Regions from separate parts of the Homo sapiens genome. Here region 2 is linked to region 1. The links are chromatin contacts, found by Hi-C or POLR2A ChIA-PET in ENCODE. All regions are on one chromosome and are shown on one strand. The core of a region is the stretch at or near the end of the contact, and the rest is flanking DNA. Distances in the headings are between cores, read along the strand shown.

Region 1 (6,483 bases), core at 368-2,867:
ATTACAGAATGCTTTTGAGAAAAAAAAAAATGAAACTTCAAGTACAAGTGGAACGAAAGAGTAAGCAATGGACAGAGAGGTTAGTCTTTCAAAGATATCAAAGAATTAGGGCCGAATTTTTAGGTTACTGATCTTGCCAAGGAACTGCTGAAGATGAGCCTTTTGCACCCATGTGCTGACTGCCAGATGTTCAAAAATGGTGACCCAACAAAAGAATAAAATGGTCAAATTTGCAATGAGGATTCTTTTTTAAAAAAAAGTAAATTTCCTTCAAACTACTTTTGATATTGTTAAAAGAGGCTCCAAAGACTTACTTTAAAATCATGTTCAAAAACTCCCATATATGAGCAGGTCCAATACCCTGGGCAATCTGACCTATTAAAACACAAAGATTCTCCACTGGCTCATATAACCATGGAACTTTTTTTTCAAATTTATGAATCAAGGCTTTAGTGTGAATAGACAGTGAGGGAATTTTTTCTGAATAGCCTCCCTATAATCATGGTTCATGACATTTTATAATGCAATTATTGTGGGACGTATCATAACATAATTGAGATTCTAGAAATGGGGATGGGAGGGAATAGAAGGGACACAGTTACTCAAGAAAATGCAAATGCCATTTTACTTGCAAATTAAATGTAAAATCTAATGAAGTGGGTGTAGAAATTGATTGAAAAATTAATTGAGAGAAACAAATTTGGAATATGTCTGTAAGGAACATCTGTAAGTAATTCTGCTCTGACACACCTCTTCAGAGAATCAAGTGCTTCCTGTTAGCTAAAACTTGAATGGAAGCCAGGCTAACGATAGATCTTTAGAACGTGTCAAAATAGTCCAATTTATACCCTGAAGCCAATTGGCGAACTCATAGACTTGCCTGGACTTGAACAAGCAACAGGGAATTTTCCAGTGCGAGCTCCAAATCAATATTTAGCCCAGAATTTGTTTGTTTGTTTAACATTTGCCTCCTTTTCTTTCTGTCATTCTCTGTCTCTCATTGATGATAACTTTTAAAAATAAGCTGGACATGTCAAGACATTTTGTCTTTAAATACTTCAGCATGTAGCACCTAAGAAAAAAGGCATTCTCCTTTATAATCACACTATCACAATTAAGAATTAAGCTCCAAGTTTCTACATTCTATTTGCTTGTCATGTCCCTTAAATCTCATTTACTTTAGAACAGCCAGCACAAGCACCACTTTTTTTTTTTTTAAGGTTTCCGGGACACTGACATTGTGATGAGTCCATGTCACTTGACATGTAGAATCCCCTCCCCCCACACCACCACCAATCTGTTTTTGTCTGACTGTGGGTCAGACTTTTGAGAAGTCGATCACACTGGTGTTTTACTATTCATCTGTATCTTTGAATGAGAGATAATTGTTTTTAAAAAAATTAAATGAGTTGGCCTTGTTAGATATTAAAAGTGTCAAAGAGAGGAAGAGGTAAGGAACTGTTGATTTGTTTTAGTGCCAGATTCTTCAGATTAGATTCAGATGGTATATTCATGAGGTGTGTGTGAATCTTGAAATTTCTGAGCATGTTTTTCAATGATTCATCTAGCCTTTGGAGATTTACTCAAAAACTCCCTTTTCTTCCTCCACTGAGAGATTTTTGAACTTGAGAATTTAGAAAGTGATTGTTCATTATCCAAATCCTTTTAGGAGAAAAAAAAAAGAGTGGGTGGCACTCTAAAGGAAGAATTTTAGTTGCTGGGATAAGAGACAAAATTTATGACTTTCCCACTGATTCCTCAGCCAATATTGCCCCTCCCCAGTACCCACTTCTCCAGAGATTAAAACATGCTTGAATTGGAGTAGGCATTTCCTTCCTTCTATTCAGTGCCAGTTCTCAGAGGAAAACATTCATTTTGCTCTTTGATTCCTGTAGCCCAGAGACAGCAATGAAAGGACCTGCTGCTTCCTGGAGTATAAGGATTTCATCTGGGGGGCTGCAGGGCAGGAAAGAGAGTTTAAAGGGTGTGTGCATCAGCGTGGGTGTGAATGATTTCCCCCAGGGCCAGTTAGCTGGCCTGGAGCCCAGAGTATGCCATTCATCCACCTTAAATTGCACCACACAGCAGAGATGGTTGAGGGAGAAGTCACTCAATGGCAGTGCCACTTGCTGCCAGTTTTCATTGTGTCTCTTTGATATGGAATGTCCTAGAAACTGATGCAGTTTTCTACTTCTTCCCAGAGGGGGAGTAAAAGATGCATGGTGTAGTGGGTGAATAAACTGTAAATGAAATAAACCAAAATGAGAATAGTGAAGCCAAGAGTTGAATCTCCTCTCATGGTACTGTGGTCCTACAAATGTAAAGATGCTTGAGTCTTTTGTCGTAAGTCCTATTTCTAAGCAATGAGGAGATGGCAAAAATAAACGATCTCTTGATACAGATATGGAATGTATTCAAATATCTGATGTTCAAAATGTAGACCCAACTTGATCCATTTTGATCTGAGAATGTTTACTTCTACCATTCAGCCTCAGGTTACAAGAAAAATAAACATGAAATCAAGTATGTAAATAAATCTGGCTGTGCTCCTTGCAACTTGAAATCAGTGTCTTTGACTGTTTCTAATTAAGGAAATAAGAGTTGAAAGCACTGGGGTTTTGTGGGGTTTTTGTTGTTGTCATTATTATTTGACACAAAGAGAAAATTTTGATCAGCCCACATGGTGGATTTGTCCAAATGTTGTGGGAAGTCAGGGACCCTGAACAGAGGGACGGGCTGAAGCCATGGCAGAAGAACATAAGTTGTGAAGATTTCATGGACATTTATTAGTTCCCCAAATTAATACTTTTATAATTTCTTACACCTGTCTTTACTGCAATCTCTGAACATAAATTGTGAAGATTTCATGGACATTTTTCACTTCCCCAATCAATTCTCTAATTTCCTATGCCTGTCTTTACTTTAATCTCTTAATCCCATCATCTTCGTAAACTGAGGATGCATGTCACCTCAGGATCCTGTGATGATTGCATTATCTGCACAAATTGCTTGTACAGCATGTGTGTTTGAACAATATGAAATCTGGGCATCCAAAAGGAACAGGATAGCTGTGATTTTCAGGGAACAAGGGAGGTAACCATTGGGCCTGACTGCCTGTGGGGCCAGACAGAACAGAGTCATATTTCTCTTCTTACAAAAGTGAATAGGAGAAATATTGCTGAATTCTTTTTCTCAGCAAGGAACAGCCCTGAGAAAGAGAATGCATTCCCAGGGATAGGTCTCTAAAATGGCCACTCTGGGAGTGTCTGCTTTATGCAGTTGTAGATAAGGAATGAAACACGCCCTAGTCTTCTGCAGCACCCCCAGGCTTGCTAGGATTAGGAAATTCCAGCCTGGTGAATTCTAGTCAGACCGGTTCTCTGCTCTTGAACCTTGTTTCCTGCTAAGATGTTTATCAATGACAATGTGTGCCCAACAGGACATGGACCTTCATTAGCAATTCTAGTTTTGCCCTGACCTTGTGATCTCGCTCTGACCTTCTGCCTTGTGATCTTTTATTGGCCTATGAAGCATGTGATATCTGCGGCCCACACCCTATTCGTACACTCCCTCCCCTTGGAAAATTTCTAATAAAAACTTGCTGCTTTTGCAGCTCAGGGAGCATCACAGAACCTGCCAACATGTGATGTCTTCCCCAGACACCCAGCTTTAAAATTTCTCTCTTTTGTACTCTTTCCCTTTATTTATCAGACCGGCCAACACTTAGAGAAAATAGAAAAGAACCTATGTTGAAATATCGGGGGCTGGTCCCCCGATATCCAAACCTACAGTGGCCAACTGTCCCAATTCACCTGGGACTAAAGAGTTTCCCAAGACAAGGGACTTTCAGTGCTGAAACCAGGATGGATATGGAAAAACTACCGCAATTGGTCACCCTAGCAAGCCTAAAATGTGCCCTTTGCTTAAAACATGAATCCATTGCCTAGTTGTTATAATTGCAAACTTACCTCAGAATTAGTGAAATGGAAGAGATGTATTATTTATTGGACTTATGCTGCAGAAAGCGCTGTATAAATATGAATGTCCATGAATGCAGATGACAGGATTTAACATGATGTGCTTGTGGAAAAGACTAATACCCATGTCCTTTCCAAGAGCTGTTTTGTGATGTTTCCTTCTAAGAAAAGTTAAAACAGATTTGTTTCTTCTTGACTTCTTCCTTTATGCTGAGAGCAATAACCATCCCAAAGTCTATAACCCCATTGGGTCAGGCTTTCTAATGAATGACCACAGAAAAATCAGCAGACACAGAAAGGAAGTTTCCTCTAGTGAAATTTTCTGCCAGTAAAATATTGATCTCTTTTGTCCTTGGGTCCCACAGGGAATTTTTGATAACTATTCTACAGTAAAGAACTTCCTGTTCACAAAACATATACTCCATTAACCTAATTAGAATAAGAATCTGCACTTCAACCAGAGCTTAGTATCCATTGTGAGGCTGGGTCCCTGAGGAAAATGTTCAATAGGAATTGGAAATATTGACAGCTATTCAATAATTTATATGAGAGCCAAACAAGTCATAGAGGAAAATATCAAAGCAAAACTACTTATCGCCTGTTAATAAGGATATACTGTGTCTTCTTCATTAAAAGTTTAAATAGGACTTCTGCTTCTTGCAGAAATTACTAAGTACCCCAATTAGTCTTCATCTAGAGCTCACATAGTATATGATACTTTACTTGTAAGGAAAATTTATTAAACAATTTGAGAAGCAGAAGAGAACCAAAATTTATTAGCATGAGCCATTAAGGTCTAAGAGTCAATGGAAAAGGAAGTGACAATAAAATTTGAAGCTAAACATGATTGGAAGTGGTAGTAGAACAACAGGTACTTATCCAAAAGTAGTTTGAATCTGGGGACTACAAAGACACTGGTTGCCTAGTGGTTTGAGTGCAAGGAATGAGGACAAAGAGATTAGATCACAAGGGTAATGAGAAAACATACTACTGTGATATAGAGTAATGGCAAGGATGGGCTGTGAAATCCACCGGCCCTGGATTTGAATCCTGGCTCCATTCCACACAACCTGACCTTGGGTGAGTTACTTAACAATGTAAGCTACTGTTTCCACTTATTAAAATGAGGATAAGCTGGGCACCATAGCTTGAACCTGTAATCCCTCTACTCAAGACGCTGAGACAGGAGCACTGCTTGAGCCCAGGCATTCCAGATTGCAGTAAGCTATGATCACACCACTGCGCTCCAGCCTGGGAGACAGAGCAAGACCCTGTCTCAAATAAAATAAAATAAAATAAAATAAAATATAAAATAGGAATGCTATGTGGTTGTAGCAGATGAAAGTGCTGTTTGTGTATTAAGTTAAAATGGGTAAATATTAGCAATTTCATATACCTCAACCTAAAGGGCACCTACCCCTAAGGTTGTTACAAGGATTCAGTGAAATAAGGGAACCAGTTCACCTAGGAATTAAGAACATAGTCTCTGGGCTGCTGTCCACCTGGCAAGGGAGTCCCATCTGTCCAGATTGTCCCAGATCTTGCTGCCCGCCCAGTGGCCGAAGTCCTTCAGGTCTGGAGGTCGTGGTGTCACAGTCTCCATGACATGTTGATGCTGGCTGAGCAGCAGCAGAAGCAGAAGTGGGCTGTGAATACTCAAAACACTGCCTGGAGTAATGCTGATTCTAAATTTGGCCAGAGGATACTAGAGAAGATGGAATGGTCTAAAGGAAGGGGTTTAGGGGTTCAGGAGCAAGGAGGCCCAGATGATATTAAAGTTCAAGTTAAAAATAACGACCTGGGACTTCAAGCTACAATCAATAATGAAGCCAACTGGATTGCCCATCAAGATGATTTTAACTGGCTTCTGGCGGAACTGAACACTTGTCAGAGGCAGGAAACAGCAGACTCCTTAGACAACAAGAAAAAGAAATATTTTAGTCTTGAAGAAATTCCAAAATCTTCAAAAACTGTGTTCATCATAGGAAATTTACAAAAGAAAAGGATCTATCATCTCGGAGCAAAACAGATCGTGACTGCATTTTTGGGAAAAAACAGAGTAAGAAGACTCCCGAGGGTAATTCCAGTCCCTCCACTCCAGACAGAACAAAACCACGATGACAACCCATGCCTTCACCATCCAGGAGCGTTTTGCCAAGCGAATGGCAGCACTGAAGAACAAGCCCCAGGTTGCAGCTCCAGGGCCTGACATTTCCAAGACCCAAGTGGAATGCAAAAGGGGGAAGAAAAGAAACAAAGAGGCAACAGGTAAAAATGGGGAGAGTTACCCCCCAACACAGCCTAAGGCCAAGCGGCCTAAAGAGGGAAAGCCTAAGAGAGACAAGGTCCAGAAGTCGGCATCCAAGGAGAAAAGAGCACGGACAGACGGACAGTGCAGAGGCCTCTGCTGGGAAGAGAGTTCTGAGGCCTCTGCTCAGGGTGCAGGGAATTGTGTGCAGCCACCTGATGGCCAGGATTTCACCCTGAAGCCCAAAAAGACAAGAGG
Region 2 (6,489 bases), core at 1,993-4,492, 230 kb before region 1:
GATGGTCAGGTGGTTGTGAGCTGTCTCTCTAAAATAATAATTTCCCAACATCAGGCAAAGACCTCCCAATAAACAAAAACACCTGAAACTATTGATCAGCAAAATGTCTCCCAATAAACCAAAACACCTGAAACTATTGATCAGCAGCTTCCTGATAAGATCTCAGGAGTTGGGTGAGTGGGCTCAAACATGCACATTAAGAGGCAAAATGGTGGAGTTTAACTGGTATATGACCTCCTAGGGACACTTGACTGGTAAGGGAAGAACACCTCAGGTAAGCATGGGTACAACTTCAGTAAACACACTGTGCATGCACACCTCCCAAGTGCTGGCAGACCACTACACATGTTAACACCCAGCCCAAGGGAAGAATCCGGAGAGAAGGGACACAAGACCGAGGAAATATGCCAACATATAAAACCCCAAGTCAAAAGGTCAAACTGCAAACTTGATCTCTCCAGTCACCCACATGGCCCTCTTCCAAGTGTACTTTACTTCCTTTCATTCCTGCTCTAAAGCTTTCTAATAAACTTTCACTCTTGCTCTAAAACCTGCCTCAGTTTCTCCTTCTGCCTTATGCCCGTCAGTTGAATTCTTTCTTCTGAGGGGCAAGAATTGAGGTAGCTACACACCTGTAAGAATTAGCTGCTGGTAACTTACTTTGGTGCCGTGTCTTGGATACATTCCACTGCTAACATACTATGGCACATTCATGACTCTGATATATTCTGCCACTAACAACTCAACTTTGTAAATGAAAACTTTGTAAACTTTTTCCTCAAATTACTGTATTTCAAGTGGGCCTTTGTTTCTTTATTGGTACCAGATTCATAGAGCCACACATTCTTTTTTTCTGATTTTACCCAATTTCTGTTTCTACCTGTTCAGTTCCATCCCTTCTTCATCTCCTTCATCTCTAATTTCTAAGAGAAGACCAAAAAAAAGTCCCTTTACCTAAATCCTAATAGAAGTCTCAAAATAGGAGCTGTCACTTAGATCACAGATTTCTTAGGTTACCTTGGCATAAGAAAGTTTGGATTTGAACACTTTCTGGGCCGGAAAACAAAATCATCTGCTGAGAAAGCTCACTTTATTTTCAAAAGTGTATATTTTATATTTTTAATTCAGCAAAACTTTTCTCCTTGTAGGTACTATACATTGGTTTTAGACCTAACTCTTTGGGACTGTAGAGAATATGCATATTGAGTTCTCATATTTTCTTAATTACAGGAATAAAATCACATTCGTGGAGGGCCTGCTAATTGCCATGTGCCGAACAAGATGCTCTCTCTCCACTTATCACAGAGCCTAGGGGTGTTGTTGAGGCAATACTGGGTAGGTGGTAGGTAGGTGACGGATCACAGATCTGGTCACTGTTTTCTCTGCCTTCAAATCATATGCTTCCTCCCTGAAGCCAGACTATTTCTCTTCAAATACTTAAAAATAATGATCTTACCTCCCATTCCATTTTTTTCTTCTTTGAGTTAAAAGTATACAGTGGCTTAACCATTCCTTATTTACCATAACATTATTTATAATTGCTTTTTCCATTTGGCCACTATATGCTATATGTGCTTATTTACAAAAAATATTTCTCTTATTTTTTGTGTGTTCAGAACTGAATGCAGTACACCCAGACCAACACCTGTTTGTTTTACTTGCTGCCTTCTCAGCAAACTGCCTGAAGGTGTCCACTTTTTGAAACGCACATCATACTTTTAACTCATGCATTAATGAAAACCTCCCATTCTTTTCTATGTCTACCCCAATCCACAATTTTTTATTTAGATTTTCAACATGAACTCCAACCAATGTGTTGTTTTTCCTTTTAGTATTCCCTGCATCAGTTCTAAACTGTTCTTCTAGCCCCTGAGACCTCTCTACATTCTCAGTCTCTGTACTGTTACTGTCCCAAAGCCAAGCAGCTTTCTTTTCATCTGAATATATCCCCAAATTCAAATAAACATCAGGTTGACCACAAAAGCCTTGTAGAAAAAGTATCTGAAAGGAAAACTTTCTTAAAATCATTACTAAAAGCATCTTCCTTCCCCCGAATGTTACACACCTGGAAAGTATTTAAAATCTCACTTTCTGTCCCTTAAGAATTCACTCCTGGCCCATACAACTATAATTTACTTCATGCAAATCCCTGCCCCTCTCTACGAGGTTATTTACCCACTGACATTCCTTCACCGCCCATCACCTACTGTGTAACCTTGGCTTCATCCCACTCTAACTGCTTTTCTCATGATGTCACTTCTCTGGAATCCTGAAGAATGAAGCCCCTATTGACCCAGCATTATACCAAATACTGCAATGCTCTTTCCTAGCCTCTTCTCATGTGCAAATTTGATGAGCATGTCTTATATTTTTATCCAAGTCAAAGCTAAAGGTTTGTGTAGTTATTTAAAACCAATGTCACTCCTAAAAAGCATAAGAAAAGTTTAACCCTACAATAATATGTATCCATTTATAATAACCGTATAAAGTCAAAGCCATACAAAGAAAAGGAAGCAATTGAAGCTTAAGTAATTATAGTCTGAAAACGTTACATTTGGTGCTCAGCATTCTAGCAGCAAGAGCAAACAAGAGAACGATTCTAAATACTATAATTTCCAATATCTGCCAAAAGAAAACACACCATTCTTTGGGAGAAATAAACATTTTCCTCACACAGTGAGACTTAATAAAAGTATTCTTTGTGACAGCCCAATGGATTTTAAGCTCCTTAAAAGCAGGGACTATTTTTAGTCCCCTCCTGTATACTAATCTCCCCCTGATTTCTACTGTGCTTAGGAAGAGAATATTATGCTGGTAATATGTGTTGTTTGACAAGGACATTAGTCAAGTGGCTTTTTCTCATTTGTGGAATAAACACGGGAAAAGATAGTTACAGCTTATGAATGCAGAAGTTGTGAAAGAAGTAAACATGTTGAATAGTAATATGAGATACTTTAAATAGGCCAAACTGATAAGAGAAAAACGTCATACTTTACAGAAATAGAAAAAGAACGGAGGAGTGAAAGAGTCAATTATGACAGGCACAAATTGGAGTGAGTACAGAAGGAAACATGAAAGCTTTCAAGGTTGGGGACCAGCAGAAGTTACACAGGGCAGGAGCATGTTAAGCTGTGATGCCTTAAATGGCATGCACAGTCAACATCCATTCATTTGTGGGTAGTCTGTTTAAAGAGTTCATTTGACCCAGTTACCATGGTGCTCGACTTTGTCCATCCTCCCACACCGAGTTGAAATACTTTTATTTATAAAAACTATGATGTTGGACTAAACAACACATCCTTGTTGGGTACTCATTGGATTTTAATGAGCATCTGGGCAGACCCTGGGAGAGAGCTGTGTTCTCACAGTGCAAGGGCAGGCTCGATGCTTTCAGCTGTTGGCACCACTCACAGTAGATAGTGTTCTCAAGAGAAAGAGTGTTAGTAAACCTTCATTTGTGTGTGTGTGTGGCTGAAGAGAATTGGCTGCAAAAGAGAAATTCAATTCTCTTATTTCTGAAAGCAGTAAAGAAGTTTCCAAATGACTTCCTTTAATGCATTTGGTAAGTTGCCCTCAAAGACTATTGTTTGAGCATCTCAAAATACAGGCTTAGAAAATCCCCCTTAATAACTGTCATTACAAATAACCTGTTTAATATTTGCAAAGGATGAGTTTATTAACAAATTTCACTACATCCAATATTTGGTAATAATATAGTACCCCTGAGAAATCCTGGGGAGAAGAGGATGAAGAATGAGGAGTTTCAATGGGAGTGGATATAAACTATCCAAATGAAAGCTATTTTAAAAAATGTCCTTGACCACTCCACCAGCAACATTAGAGACCTTGATGGGGTTCACTTTGCTTTCCCAGGAAGAAAAGAATCAAATATAGCTAGAGTAACTACTGGTAGTAAGATATTCACAAACATCTAACTCATTCCATAACTCTGTATATTCTCTTCCCTTCACCTAGAATACCTTTCCCTTCTTACTCTAGTCCCTGTTTTTGTTTTTTCCTTAAACTCTTACTCATCCCTCAAAATTCAGCTCAGTTTTTACCTGCTCTATAAAGCTTTACTCAGGCATCCTAGGCAAAACTTGTTTCTCCCATTTTCGTGTTAAGTATTAGGCATTGCCAGACCATTTTTCTTAGCTCAATTGAAGGTCTTACATCTACTCTAACTTCCACTTAAAGATCTATTGGATTATGAAATATTTTAGAACGACTATTTCTTATTGATTTTGTATTCCCACTCCTAGTATAGTGTTTAATATTTATGAATGAATAAATGAATGAATGAAAAACAAAGCAGGACAAAGAAGAGCAAGGCAAATAAAGCTGAAAAGACTGGACAAAAGAAGAAAGAGAAACAAATGGCACAGGCTGAATATAAGACTAAAAACTATTAGATATTAAAGATTGTTAGAGGTTTGTAACCTCAGGAGAACCAGGCTGGGGCAAGAAAAGACAGACAGTAGAAACATGATATTAAAGAAAATCAATCTATATCACAAACAAAAAGAAGAGGGACAGTGGAGTTAGAAAGATCTTTTGAAAGCCTAGAAATAGAAAGCACTGGGTTAGGGCAAGGCAGAGTCTAAAATGTCAGACTTTTAAGAGCTCCTTATAGGACCCAAATTGGAATCCCACAAGACATAGTGGTGTATTCGGATCCTAAAATATTGCTTTTCTCCAGAAATTACTGATGAAGACCCACGCAGAAGAACTTTGGAAGTTTAAAGAAAATTGATACTTACAATAGGAAAGCTGTTAGTTCCAAGACAAGACAATATGGTATTAAACCTTTATTTAGTGCCTGTGTTGCTGTGAATTAAGGATGGAGTGGCCAATGAGAAAGACGCTTAGTTCACAGGCATTGGCCTGCACTAGGAAGTCTGCCCAGCTCTGAAAGGTTCACTTGTACATGCACAAGCCCTGTGCCACATGGGGTCTCCCTTCTCTAAATTCTTGTGGCAAATGGTATCATCTCATTCACGTCTTGATTCTCTACCAGATTGTAGTTTACTCAGAAAAAGGAACTATTACTGTGCTTCTGGAACCAATCTTGGCATGAAATTGATAGCTGTTTTCTATTGATTGGTTGAGTATTATGCTAGTTTTTTACTGGTTGAGTTTAACCATATAAGTAAGTTAGCACTCAAAGTCTAAATTTCAGCCCTTTGAGATCATTTATTTTAACTGCTTAGTCTCTGTCCCTAATTATTCCATACTCCAACTTTATGGTGGTAGTGAGGAGGGTGTTAATTCTAAAATTGTGTACTTGTATTATATCCTCACTTTTTTTCTAAGCTCTCTACCTACTGTTAATTATGTGGTGTCCTTTTTTTCCCCTCTCAGGGACCTCCTTTCCATAGCTTCCATCCTTCTCCAAGCTTGAGTGCCAGCTCTCTAGGCTGCCACACACCAGTTGTGCTGTTAATTATTTACCTTTATTACTCTTTGATATAGAAATTGTTGCCCAAATTGTTTTCATTTTTGTTTTTAGTTGTCACCATTATTTTCTTGAAGAGAATCCTCAGGAGATTTCCAAAGAAAGGACATTTGCCATATTAATTTTCTAAGCTTGGTTATAGCTATATTATCTTATTATGCTTGAATGGTATTCTGGCTATGTTTAGGATTCTAGAGCAGAAACACTTTTTCTTCCGTCATTGTAGGCATTAAAAGATAAGATTTGAAAAGTCAACCAGAATATAGTACAAAAATTTAAAAAATATATAAAGACATAAACACTCAATTATGGATATAGTATCTGAATATTAGGAGTAAAGGCAAGGAGAATGAAGAGAACTGAGAGAAGAAATTATAAAATTATGCAAAGAAGTTGCTCAGAGTGAAAAGAAGCATGTTTTAAAGGTTGAAATGACCTGTGTACCACTGACCATGATAAAAAGAAACAGACACACACCTGGACAAATTAGTGTGAAGTTGTAGAACACCAAGGAGAAAGATAAAATATCTTAGAAATTTTAGTGAGGAAAATCCAGTTAAGTTATGAAGAAATGACAATCAGATTGGCCTAAGACTTTTATTTATATCAGAAGACAATAGAACACAAAGGCAATGAAAAACCAAGGATGACTCCAATATTTTTGGCCTGAAGAAATGGAAGGATGGGTGGCCTATGTTTAACTAAGATTATGGGAAGAACAAGAAGCTCAAAAGTTACAAAGGAGAGGTCGGGGTGATTAAAGAATACTGTTTTAGATATATTGAGTTGGAAACATCAACTGAAGGCAGCAAACTTAAAGAAATAAAAGAAAGGAAGATATCTGAGGTAGAAATAAAAATAGAAAATGCAGCATGTAGATGACATACTAATAATAATAGGGCCCTGTTTAGGACCACCATGGAAGTGAATGTAAGTAGAACCAAGAAGAGCACTGAGCCCTGGGCACTGCACTGCAGTGTGAATCAGTCAGGAAGATATGGAGAAACAAACAGTGAAGACTGAGCACACACATA

What was found. A loop is a pair of places that touch in the nucleus more often than their neighbours do. ChIA-PET counts read pairs that join two places held with the same protein, here RNA polymerase II (POLR2A). Pooled maps may share reads with other maps.
Region 2: a map of posterior cingulate gyrus shows a loop between it and region 1 (3-fold over the local background). The contact joins two enhancer-like sites. A Hi-C loop is called at or near these places in 3 of 168 maps with a recorded cell type or tissue (Caco-2, Calu3 and posterior cingulate gyrus) and 5 of 50 pooled maps. POLR2A ChIA-PET finds 5 or more read pairs at or near these places in 1 of 52 experiments (A673).

The regions. Positions count from the first base shown.
Region 1 is chr6:112,325,850-112,332,332 of GRCh38, reverse strand. It overlaps the pseudogene LOC100128588. Among named protein-coding and RNA genes, the nearest start is that of RFPL4B, 18 kb to the left of the region's middle. RefSeq lists an enhancer at 3,093-3,678. Within about 2 kb of position 1,617, at least 2 of the 41 ENCODE cell types and tissues checked have a DNase peak (open chromatin) inside an H3K27ac peak, as active enhancers do.
Region 2 is chr6:112,559,309-112,565,797 of GRCh38, reverse strand. No RefSeq gene overlaps it. Among named protein-coding and RNA genes, the nearest start is that of RFPL4B, 220 kb to the right of the region's middle. Within about 2 kb of position 3,242, at least 2 of the 41 ENCODE cell types and tissues checked have a DNase peak (open chromatin) inside an H3K27ac peak, as active enhancers do.